3 separate regions of the Homo sapiens genome follow, and all the other regions are linked to region 3. A link is a contact called in ENCODE Hi-C or POLR2A ChIA-PET data. All regions are on one chromosome and are shown on one strand. Each heading gives the region's core, a stretch centred on a gene start or an enhancer-like site at or near the end of the contact. The rest is flanking DNA. Distances are from core to core; before and after follow the strand shown. Region 1 holds the start of ARMC2-AS1 (ARMC2 antisense RNA 1). Region 2 holds the start of LINC00222 (long intergenic non-protein coding RNA 222). Region 3 holds the start of ARMC2 (armadillo repeat containing 2).

What was found. Hi-C counts contacts between places; a loop is a spot of excess contacts on that map. ChIA-PET counts read pairs that join two places held with the same protein, here RNA polymerase II (POLR2A). Pooled maps may share reads with other maps.
Region 1: a pooled map shows a loop between it and region 3 (3-fold over the local background). The contact joins the promoter of ARMC2-AS1 here to the promoter of ARMC2 in region 3. A Hi-C loop is called at or near these places in 1 of 168 maps with a recorded cell type or tissue (heart right ventricle) and 3 of 50 pooled maps. POLR2A ChIA-PET finds 5 or more read pairs at or near these places in 9 of 52 experiments (A673, BJ, HEK293T and 5 more).
Region 2: POLR2A ChIA-PET joins it to region 3 with 13 read pairs in HCT116. The contact joins the promoter of LINC00222 here to the promoter of ARMC2 in region 3. A Hi-C loop is called at or near these places in 2 of 168 maps with a recorded cell type or tissue (PC-9 and endothelial cell of umbilical vein) and 1 of 50 pooled maps. POLR2A ChIA-PET finds 5 or more read pairs at or near these places in 3 of 52 experiments (HCT116, PC-9 and WTC11).

What each region holds. Positions count from the first base shown.
Region 1 is chr6:108,921,952-108,926,130 of GRCh38, forward strand. It overlaps ARMC2-AS1 (ARMC2 antisense RNA 1), which reads right to left and starts at 2,152. Exons shown (of 3, transcript NR_104137.1): 1 at 2,110-2,152; 2 at 1,024-1,093. The region is part of intron 10 of ARMC2 (armadillo repeat containing 2); the gene reads left to right.
Region 2 is chr6:108,750,209-108,753,826 of GRCh38, forward strand. It overlaps LINC00222 (long intergenic non-protein coding RNA 222), which reads left to right and starts at 1,446. Exons shown (of 5, transcript NR_033376.1): 1 at 1,446-1,641.
Region 3 is chr6:108,846,124-108,849,750 of GRCh38, forward strand. It overlaps ARMC2 (armadillo repeat containing 2), which reads left to right and starts at 2,299. Exons shown (of 18, transcript NM_032131.6): 1 at 2,299-2,423. RefSeq lists a silencer at 2,557-2,656.

The DNA.
Region 1 (4,179 bases), core at 902-3,401, 76 kb after region 3:
AGGGCACTAGCCTACCTGGGAGCTGATAGACTTCTGAGCTTCAATGAGTCACAAGCTCCTCTGATCTGGGGCAGCTCTGATGGCAGGTTGCCTTCTAGAGCAGAATCTGGTGAGTTCCTTGAGGACAGAGTACTCTGATGGAGGAAGGGCACAGAGGGAAAAGAGAGGGCCGTCCACTCTGGACATGATCAGTGTGTGTGGAGGTTGCCCCACCTCGCACCCACCCACTGCAGTAGAGAACGCAGGAATGAGACCACAGCTGCTGGGCCTGTGTTGTGTCCTCAAGTCCAGTGATCCAAGTCCGGAGGGCCCCCCCACCCTTTTTTTTTTCTTGAGACAGAGTCTCACTGTGTCACTCAGGTTGGAGTGCGGTGGTGCGATCAAAGGCATGGCTCACTGCAGCCTCAGCCTCTGGGGTTCAGGCGATTCTCCTGCCTCAGCCATGAGAGTCGCTGGGATTACAGACCTGAGCCACTGGGCCCAGCCCCATATTTTAAGACAAATATTTCCTGTGTTTGCTAAGGTTTCTCAATTAATTAATAGTTGAAAACACAATTTGAAATTGATAATTAAGTACCTATAGTCAACTTGAAAAAAACAGAAGCTAAAGCTTTTGAGTTCTCATTTTACTGTATTAAAATGTAGTTGTGCATTTATAAATGATCTAATTTCTTCTTAGTACATTTTTTCCCTTTAAAATGGGTCTCCCAATACTGACTACACAATGAAAACTTTGAGGCTTACATAATTCAATGTGAGCTGGGTAGCTTTGCCAAGTCTCCAGGTGTTTTCCCTGACTGAGGGTGGTACCTGTTATGATCAAATAATTTGGGGAACATGGAAAGAAGCTTTCTCAGAAAAGTGAGCACCAGAAAGTTGTCAAGTGTAGCTCAGTCATTTTTCAGTAGTAGATTGGTAACCAGAAGCAAAATGGAATGTTTCTTCCTGGGTATTTACCAAAACCTTAGGTCCCCTTTTGTCCTAAACATCACCTAACAATTGCTAATAAGCAAGGAAACTTACATTTGTATTAGTCCTCTTTGTGGATTATCAGTGTCATTTTCTTCTCTTTTTTCTTCTTCCTATGGGCTGCCTTCAGGATTGCAAGTCCCACAGGATTGCAAGTTAAGAGATGGGGGAAAAGATAGGAATTAAAACTTGTGTTTTTCAGTGTGCTATTTCTTGGTGAAATGCTACTTAAGAGGTTGAGAATTTCTCTACTAAGTCCTTTAGAGACTAAACAAGACTTTTTTTAAGTAAGGGATTTGAGGTGGTTTGAAAGATTATATACAATAAAAAAGAAAAATGTGTGTTTAAGTTTGTGCATTTATAGATAATATAAATTAGAATAGAAAGTTAAGAAAGAAATGGATGCACACCTCCAAGCATGAAGCTTGGGCTTTGGTTAACTCCTGCTTTGGGGGAGGGCCCAGTGGGTGGGCTTTTCTTGAGGGTGGGAAATAAAGACCCTGCTGTAGAGCACAGAACTCATTGATAATTTTCACAGATTTATCTCTGTTCAACTGAGAGTTCTTGTTTTCTTTTTTTTAATTTTCACTTGTATATAATGAATTCAAAAGTAGGAGCAAAATTCAGTTAAATGGGTTGACTTGGAACTTGCCTTTACTGTGACCACATGATTTAGCTAGACTCTCCTCCCCACACCCTTTTTTTTTTTTTTTTCCTGCATTTTTTCCAGAAAAGGCCACTGGTCTGAGCATTCAGGGCCCCACCATCATCCCACAGTGAGATTGGTGGCTCTCAGAGGTTGGTGACAAGTCTCTCAAGATACAGGGCCTTCAGAGCTGCATCTGCGTGGTGGCCTTTTCCTGATCCTTCTCCCTCAGGGTTTTAGGCCCTGGTTCACCCAGGCCTCTGCTAAGCTCCCGCACTTTCTTGCCAGAGGTGTCTTAAAGGGAAAAACCTCTCTTTTGTCGCTCCTGTCCCTTCTTTCTTTCTTCCCCCTCCTCATTCCCCTCCTCCTTCCCCTTCTCATTCACTCTTCCAGCCCTCCAGTAGCTGAACATTTAAGAGCTTTTTATGAGCACATTTGTTGTCCTCTGAATAGAAAGAGGAATAAGAAGTGGTTTGTACCCTAGAGGAGCTCACCATGGGAGAGAAGATGCCTGAAGACAAGTGACAATGCTTCTGTGATGGGGGTTGTAGAGGCAGGAACAGGATGCTTTGGTAACACGGAAGAGGAAGGAGAGGAAGTGACTGATCAGCCTCGGAAAGGACTTCACAGAGAAGTTATCTTGAGCTGGGTTTTGAAAAATGAGCAGGAGGCCGGGCGCGGTGGATCATGTCTGTGATCCCAGCACTTTGGGAGGCCGAGGCGGGCGGATCACTTGAGGTCAGGAGTTCAAGACCAGCCTGGCCAACATGGCAAAACCCTGTCTCTACTAAAAATACAAAAATTAGCAGGGTGTGGTGGTGCTTGCCTGTAATCCCAGCTACTCGGGAGGCTGAGGCAGGAGAATCGCTTGAACCCAGGAGGCGGAGGTTGCAGTGAGCCGAGATCGAGACTCTGTCTCGAAAAAGAAAAAAGAAAAAAATGAGCAGGAGATGGCCCGGGGGAGAAGGGGTGGCAAAGTGTAATCGAGGGCACTCTGGGCGGAGGAAGCCGCCTATTCAAAGGCATGGCGTCATGAAGGGTTGAGGACCTCATGTGGTGCAGAGTCTGAAAGATGGCCAGGGTGGTGCCGAGGCAAAGGAGATGAGTTTGGAGGGATAAACCACACTTCAGAGACTGAGGAACCTTTAGGCTATGGGTGCTACTGGCTGGGCCGGAAGTCGCAGGAGGCCTTTGAGCAGGGAAGGCGGAGCTTTGAGATGCCCCCTCTGGCAGCAGTGAGCAGCTATGGGGGCAAACTGTGGAAGGAGCCCATCCAGGGGGCTGTAGAGTTTGGGTAAGAGATGAAGTGAGCTTAAACTGAACCAGTGACGCTGGTGATGGAGAGAAGGGGTGAACGTGTGACCAGTCAGGTGGGGAAAGGGGTGGGGCCCGGGAGTTTAGGAGCTTGGGAAGGAGCTGCTGTCAGAAATGAGATAGGCTAGAGAACAAATACACAGAGGCTGGTCCCCTTCCAGAGAGTTCATTTTTCTTTCATCCGTTATTTTTTATTCTGTGATGGATGGGGGTTATAGAGGCAGGAACAGGATGCTTTGTTAACACGGAAGAGGAAGCGACTGATCGGCCTCTGAAAGGTCTTAAACATAGACAAGTTAGCCTGAGCTGGGTAACTACAGAGTCCATTTTTCTTTCATCCATTATTTTTTACTCCTCTGCTTTCAAAAAAAATCTTAAAATCTGTCTACCTCAGAGATATTGTCTGCTTAGCCCATGGTGTTCTGATATCCCAGTCTTTCCTTTGTAGATGTCCACCCCTTCATTCATTCCATTAATAAATGCCTATTGAGCGCCCACCATGTACCAGGCACTGGACTTGGAGCTGGATGTACAATGGTGAAAAGGATGAACAAGGTTTATGCCTTCACTGAAGCGTCTAGTCTGGAGGAGTAGACAGATAGTAAACCATAATATTAAATAACCTAGCATTAAGTAGAGTTTATGGGGGCATATATGGTATGAGATGAAGCTTGACGGGTTGAGAAGGAACAGATCTGTTGAGCCTTGTAGACCATGGTCAGGGAACTGAATATTATCCTGGGAGCTATGGACAAAAAGCCAATATGGCTTGGAGTAACAGAAAGCAGAAAGGCAGGATTCTGGGATATCTCTGCTTGAGCAACTAGGTTGATGGTGTCATCTATTGAGCTATTGCTGTGTATTTTTCAAATGTATGGTATATGTTTCATGCATGTTATTTCTACCAGCACCACAAATGACAAATTTGGAAATACGTGAGGTATTGTATATTACTCAACTGTGTGTATCACGTGCAGTAAATGGGTAGGAATTTCAATCAAATGACATGTCACATATAAATGTGGGCTTTCTCTCCTGACTTGGGTTATTTATGAAAGTTATGTATGTGGGGCAGAAGAAACTTGAGCTGTCTAAACTTTTGCTAATGAGGTGAGAATAAGGCCTGAGAAGGAGAAAAAATTGAGATTGAAACAAGAAAATAAAAGCTCCTAAGGAAACTATGGTCCTTTCTGCTGGCAATGTCCCTTGCCAGAGCTTAGATGTGGGGAGCGTGAAGATGACTATGGATT
Region 2 (3,618 bases), core at 196-2,695, 97 kb before region 3:
ATCCATTTGAAATAGATGGTTTTAATGATTGTATTGCAATGTCATGCACGACATTGTGAATGTAATTAATACCACTAAAAATAGTTAAAATGGCAAGTTGTATGTTATGTAACCATTTTAAATGATGTAATATGCCAAAAATCACAGTGTGCATTTTAAATGAAGGAATTATATGGTATCTGAATTTATATCTCAATAGAGCTGTTTTTAGAAGGTGGTATCCACAAGCAAGCATGTGTGTGTGCACGTGTGTTGGAGTACATTCACATGCACATGTGTGTGTGGCAAGAGTGTCAGTTTCCTAGCTAATCTACTTTGGGTGGAAACTGTCAGTGATGACTAGGCAAAGGTGGAGAAGAGAAATGTAACCTACCTGTCCATTGTTCACTGGTGCCCTCGAGAAAGAGAGAAAGAAGTATGACAAATGCTAAAATAATATGATATTATAAGCTTCACATATTTTTATAAGGGGGAGTATTCTCCACCACAAATTCCACGCCTGGTTTCCCGTTCTCAATACACTTTGTTTACAGAGTCAGTCTCATGAAAGCTGTGGCATGAATTATCAAGCTGAAGCTCCTATTTTCCCCTTGAAATATGCGCTTGTGCTTAGGAATGCAGCATCTCTCTTCCAATTATACCTTGGCGCCAGAGTCCCTTTTCCTGGAAGTACACCTCCAATGTCAAGAGGGTGTGGTGCAGTGGAGATGATGCTGTGTCTGGGTCAAAGACCTGCCTCCCTGCCTAGGAGACCTTGAGCAGTCATTGCCTGGACGTCTTTGACCATAAAATGCAGATGATGATGATGCCTCCCTTGCCTTCTCCCTGGAGTAGCGTGCGAAGCAAAATCCAAACAGGATAACATGTGAAAGCGTTCAGTAAACTGTGAATCACTGCCTTAGTGGAAACTATTCTGGATGCACGTAATAGAAACCCAATCAAGTAAGCAAAAAGGAAGACACTGAGTTGAAAGGAGACTGGGATACCTCTCGGAAACTATGGCAGGAGGTGAGGCTGGATCCAGAACCCGGGTCTGGAGAGCGGGGAATGCAGGCAGCTCACTCCCGTGGCTTCTCGCTGCTTTTCCATCTGTTTTCATCTCTGTCTCTCTCTCTCCAGAGTGGCTTCCATTGTTCTGGCTTGCAGGGCCAAGCAGGGATACCCCATGGCTCCTGTGACTACATAGCCTTCATTCAAGCCATGAGCCCAGACGTCTACGCCAGGTCCTAATTCAGTTGGTTCAACTGGGCTGGGTGTGGACACGTGTTGTCCAGTGAGTCATGAATATGGATAGGGGTCACACAGAATAAACTTGACCATTCTTTGTCCATCCTGTGGGTGTGAGCTGGGCAGGTACCAGGAGAAGTGCCTTCTACAAACATTTGGCAACATCTAGTGGTGTGATTACAATAGTCAGCGAAAGAGGAAGATTCAATTTTGAGGACCTCCTTTCCTAGTGTCCCCATCTTTGCTGCCTTCTGTGAGTTTGATCATGTGGACTCCATGGAGGTTGGCCACTGCTGGGCAATGCAGCCAAACAAAGTGAGCAAAAGTAGGCTGGAGGGCTCCGTGGGTGACTGGGGCTAGGCTGCCTCTGGTGCCCCAAGAACCCTGAAGCCACCTTGCAGCTCTTCTGAAATGGTGAGTGGACTGCTGTTCTTCTTGTGCCAAGGTGTCCATGTTGCCTTTCTCACAAAATGTATTGCAAATAAGAGTGGGTACAAGTCATAGAAACCCATTCCAAGCTAGCTTACATAAAAAGGAGACCATTCTGGGGCTGCTTTTCCAGATCCCTCAGTCCTTTCTCTCCTGCTGCCCTTTGAGCCATTCCACTGTTTCCAGCTCTCTGGAGACAGGCATGGTGAGGTCTGCATTGATCTCCCCCCATGAAATGAAGGAGAATATGCTAAACTAGTGGCTGCTGATTTTTCCCCCTTCTTTTTCTGTCATTGCCTGTGGTCTGCAATTACCCATTCCCCTCTTGGCCTTCAGAGCTGTGCGAGGGTGAGCAGGTGTTGAGAGCAACTTTGTTCTTTTTGAGTCAATTTCATTACGTGGAGAGGATCCAACTCTCTCCGTGTAGCTGGCAGCTCCCAAGGCCAGACCACTGGGCAGGGCTCCCAAGAGCAGTGCTAGCCTCTTTGGTGTCACAAAGGGCCAGGCCAGGCCTGTTCATCTCTTTCCCCAAGAGCAAGCTGCTTTTTGAGCAGATGTACAAACAATTGGATGCCTCTGATAGACTGCAGTTCTGTAAGGTTGCAATCCTACCAGCCCTGCAGAGAAGTAAAAAGAAAAGCTCCAAACTGAGGCCTCTCAATTCTGCCGTCTTTCAGACTTTCCTGCGTTCTCACAGGTGGGCCAGCAACTAACCATGGGCCAGTAGGCCTGTCCCCTGCACTGTAGAAGATGCTGGTTATGGGATGTATAGGTGGAAGAGGGAAGGGAGCCATGCAGAACACCCAGGCCTTTTCCTTGCCCAGAACTTAACTGGGCAAACACATAACAGATCCCTGCAGCATTTAACCCTTAAGGATTAGCCCTTAAGAAGCTACAAAGGTAAACAAGTACATGATTACATTCAGGCTAGTTGCTGAATAATAATAGCATCTGTTCCTGGCACCATACTAATCAGTTTACATTTGTCAATTCACACAGCAAATAAGTGACAGAGCCAGGATCTGAACCCAGACAGTCACTACACAAACTTCCTCCCACATTATCAGCCTCTCACAATGCAAACAAAACACTGACACAGAATGCGATCGTCTTTGCTCTTGTGTACTTGTGGTAATTTGCGTGATTGAAAGATACCATTAGGAAGAAGAAATGTTTTAAATATCTAACCCCTGGAAAAGCAAGATTTAGAGACTAAAAATTTCATGACCCATCCGAAGCTCAGCAGTCAAGTTTGCAATTCTGCCAACTTCCCGCAAGAGTAAAACTGGCTGTTCTCACTGCTGTTAATAGAGGAGGACCATGACCTTGATGTACAGGTGGTGGGAGGGTGGGGCATTATTTAAGCAATGGGATCTGATGGGGGGTGCTGGAAAATGAACAAAAGTGTGAATTATTCCACAGCTGCTCACCCTGACGTTTATTGTGACTTTAAAATCTGAGAACATATGGTAACGGCTGGAAGCATGAAATAGCAGTTGGAAACGTGTAGACTTAAGGAAAAACCAGCCACCCTTATACCTCCCCACTTGGCTTCTCTGTAGAATGCTGTTGTCTTGCTAGCCTTTTTCGCTCCCAAATCTGAAGAAAGCCCTGGAACAAATGTCCCCTTTTCTTCAGCCCCATCCCCCCATGCATCTGCAAGAGCTTTTCCCCCTCCTGTGACAGAAGTTAGTGTTTTGATTCTTGGCTATGGTATTTTTATATATTGTGCCCTTCCACAGTTTTTGTTGGATCTTGTTAAATTCCACATCTTTGTTTTACAAGGCTGGATAGAGAGCTGGAAACATTGGGATGACATTTTGTTTGGGAATCCATGGTGGTCCTTGGAAATTCAGGCCAACGGCTGCTTCAATTGCCAGTTGAGGGAGCCCCGCTGTGTGGCTAGGTGATACCACCACTCCCTGGCCCCTCAATAATCCCCCTGGTCATCCAGCAAGCCTC
Region 3 (3,627 bases), core at 1,049-3,548:
TCAACAGTTTTGTTTCTAAAGCAATGCCACTTACAAAACCGATGTGAAATAGCCATCAGGTAGCTGTGGAGAAACAGCCAGGTCAGTATAATACGCCACTGCTGTTGACAGCCTAAGTATTTTCTCATATAGCGTCCTTCAGTGAGGTAAGTTGGGGAGCTTCATTGCTTCAAATAACTGCTTCCTCTAATTCTGCCCATGTCATTCTTTTCAATTGTGCTAATTTGCCCGGCAGATATTTCCTGGCCAGCTGAGTTGGGTAGCATCGGGTTCCAGTAGCTTGCTTATGGTCTATTTTAGACCAAGATCCTAGGGTGCAAGACCACAGCTAGTAATTGGCTGTACCAGAGGTTTTTAGGTTGATGTTTCCACTGAGATGGTAATTATGTAATCATCAGTTCCAAGTGAGGTGAGGCAGAGTCTCCATAGGGCAGGTTACAAAGAAACCTAAAACCCCCTCAGCCTCTCACCCAGGCTGAGGCTAAAAATAAGGGGTCAGAGAGTGGAAAGGGAAGATGTGTGGGGAAACTTCTTTGGAGAAAGGAGTGTGGGGTGCTATGCCCTTCATCTCAAGCCAGCGAGAGGGGCTTCCCCAGGGGCCTGGGACTGCCAGAGACTGTAGTTAGGTGGCCTGGAGAACTGGAGCCTGACTCACTCCTGGGTAAGCTAAAGCTCCCTCCTATGGCAGCCTAGAAGGGGCTGCACCCAGACAAGCCTGAGCTCTCAGAATCACTAGGGTAACAGATGTGTAGGGTTTCCCTTGGGACCTATCTAAAGGGGCACTGAAAGGTGGAATAAACCCTGGGTTTTTAGGATTTCCAGAAGCCCCCAGGAGGGAGGTCCCCATCAGTGGGAGACTACAAAGGACCAGGAAAGACCTACATGAGCTGCTTTAACCATAAGCCAGCACAGCAAGCTTGAAGCTGCTCAACTCCAGGAAGAAATGCTCCATCTCCTTCCTTCTCCTCCTCCTCCTCACTGCCAGTTTGATCCAAGCTGGGCCTTAAACAACCTCTAGTGAATAGAGGGGCGGGTGGGGGTCGGGGACAAGCCTAAGCCTAGTGCACCCCTTCAGGGAAGGCCAGCTAGAGACCTTAAGCCTGGGGCTGGAATGGGGGAGGAAGACTTTTTGAAGTTTGATGCATTTGTTTATATCTTGCACCCAACATTATAGTTTTGAAATGAAGCTGTGGTTGAGATTTAGTTACAACAAGACTGTCAGTTATCTAAGAATGAGCAGAAAAATCCAGGGCTGTTTCGGGTCCTAAAATTATCCAATCAACGAATAGGTATTTATTTTCTGTTATGTTTGAAATCCTCTTGAGTATTTTGAAGAATATTTACATTCCTTTAGTTCAGGTTAGTATAATTTCCCACCTGGCACGATGCCTTACACATAGTATGTGCTCAAAAATATTTTCAATTTAATTATTCTTTACAAGATGCTTAGCACCAAGGGAAGTGGCATTTTCCCAGTGTTGATGACAAATAGCACTTCAGCTGGAAAATCTCCATATTTATAAAACGTGGTGCAAACCTGAATGGAGAGTGCTTATGATCTCACTTTTATTTAACACTGTACAGTGTTGCTAAATGGTCTAACAGGAGAAAAGGGAATTTAAACTAGAAACACATAAATGGAGTGCTTTTTGCCGTTCAACTGTGATGATGCACGAACAAAAAACGATTGGCCACGGGAGACCTAGACTGGAATCTCCTTCTCCTGCTCACTACACCTCAGGCCCCCAGTTCCTCTCCTGTGGATGGGGACGCCAGGCTGCCTACCTCAGACTCAGAAGGTACGATTACGTGCATACACTCTGCGAACTGAAGGGCTGTACAAATGCAAGGGCTTAATAACAGCCAACAGTTTAATATTCGTTGATTGCCACGTGCATAGCGCTTTACATCTATTTTCTCATGCAGTCTTCATAACAGCCCAAGACCTACCTAGGTACTATTATTAATATTTCCTGCCACTTGACATCGGAGGAAACAGAAGCTCAGCAAGTGGCTCCAGGTTATACAGAGCCCTAACCTGAGCCAGTAAATCCTTCTTACCCACAAGCATTAAGCTTCCGTCCTGCCTGCTGTTATTTAACAGAGGTGCTGGGATCCGGCAGGGGAGCAACAAATGTGGTTCGGCAAATTGCTAAACGAAAAGCGGACACCCGCCCACGACGCCTGCTCTGATCTGACCTCCCGGCCTACAGCCCTCTCCAGGCTCCTCCCACCCGCTCCGGCCGTCGCCACGCCTCGGAGCTTCTACGCATGCGTTGGCGGGACCCGCGCAGGCCCAGTGGCCGAGCGGCGTCGTGGGGTTACCCCGCCCGCGCCAGCGCTGCATCCCTGGCCGCTACCCGGGGAGAGCCGGAGGATGAATTGAACCTCGCAGCCGCTGCTATCTCCAGTGCTCATCACAGGTGCTTTGGGTCAGGTCGGAAGCCTCCTTCCCTGAGCCCTCGCCAAGCTCATTCCCCGGCCCGCCTCTCCCGCCCTGCAGCGGCCTGGCCCTGCGGTCTGGCTGCCGGGGCGGCGGCGGGAGGTAGTTTGTGTACGGTTACCATGGAGACGCTGGCTGCGGGGCGAAGTGGGAGGGTGGCCGGGCGGGGTGAGGATGCTGCTGCGCCCTGCCCTGGCCGGGACCGTGGAGGAGCGGGCACTGCCGTGGGTGGGGGAGCCGCTGTCCGAGCGGGAGGTGAGGTGTCCCCAGCGGCTCCCCAGGGACCCTTCCTGCCGTCGTCCGCCTGTGTGTCCTCGGATGGGGTAGAGAGACGATGAGTGCCCTGTGCATGCTGTCAGGGGTCCGGAGCGGTTGTCTTTTATTTATGTACTGTCGCACTTAGCCAAGTGCGTGGTGCTTAATAAGAAGCCCAGTAATATTTGTTGAATGAGAGTGGTAGACTAAGGGGCTTTGTCTAGGCAGGCGGTGACCGGGCCAGAGTCATACAGTTTATATCTGGGCACTTCCAGGCAACAGGGCCTCAATAAATAAAAACGTATGTGTAACAATATTTAACATACTTTAAAATCATGGAGTGTATACATAATGCCTTTTGTGATCCATTCCCACAAGTAACACAACAGATCTTACGTCCCACCCTGATTTATAATAATTATACTTTAATTTGGTTGAAAAGCAAGCACCATTTATTATATTTATCCTGGTTTCTTAATCTATGGGATTCTGGTTGTTGATGTTGATTTGGCATAGCTGATATTCAATAAAATGCTTAATAAAAATTATCTGTTTTCATAAAGGCAAGTACCACCACCCACCTTTTAAAAGGAGAAGTACGTAATGTAAATGACGAGTTGATGGGTGCAGCAAACCAACATGGCACATGTATACCTATGTATCAAACCTGTACATTGTGCACATGTACCCTAGAACTTAAAGTATAATAATAAAAAAAAACTTATGTATAGAAACACTGAACAAACGTCATTCTCTCTTTTGCAATTTCTTTTTTTAAATGTAGTTTTTCATTCGTGGAAATGATTTTGCTGTATCCTTTTATCATGTAGCACTTGGGCAATAATTGTTAACATCTTTAAGGGCCATATTTTAAAATGTTAACATTTTTAAAGCACTGTGCTAACGCACTTTACATGTATTATATCATT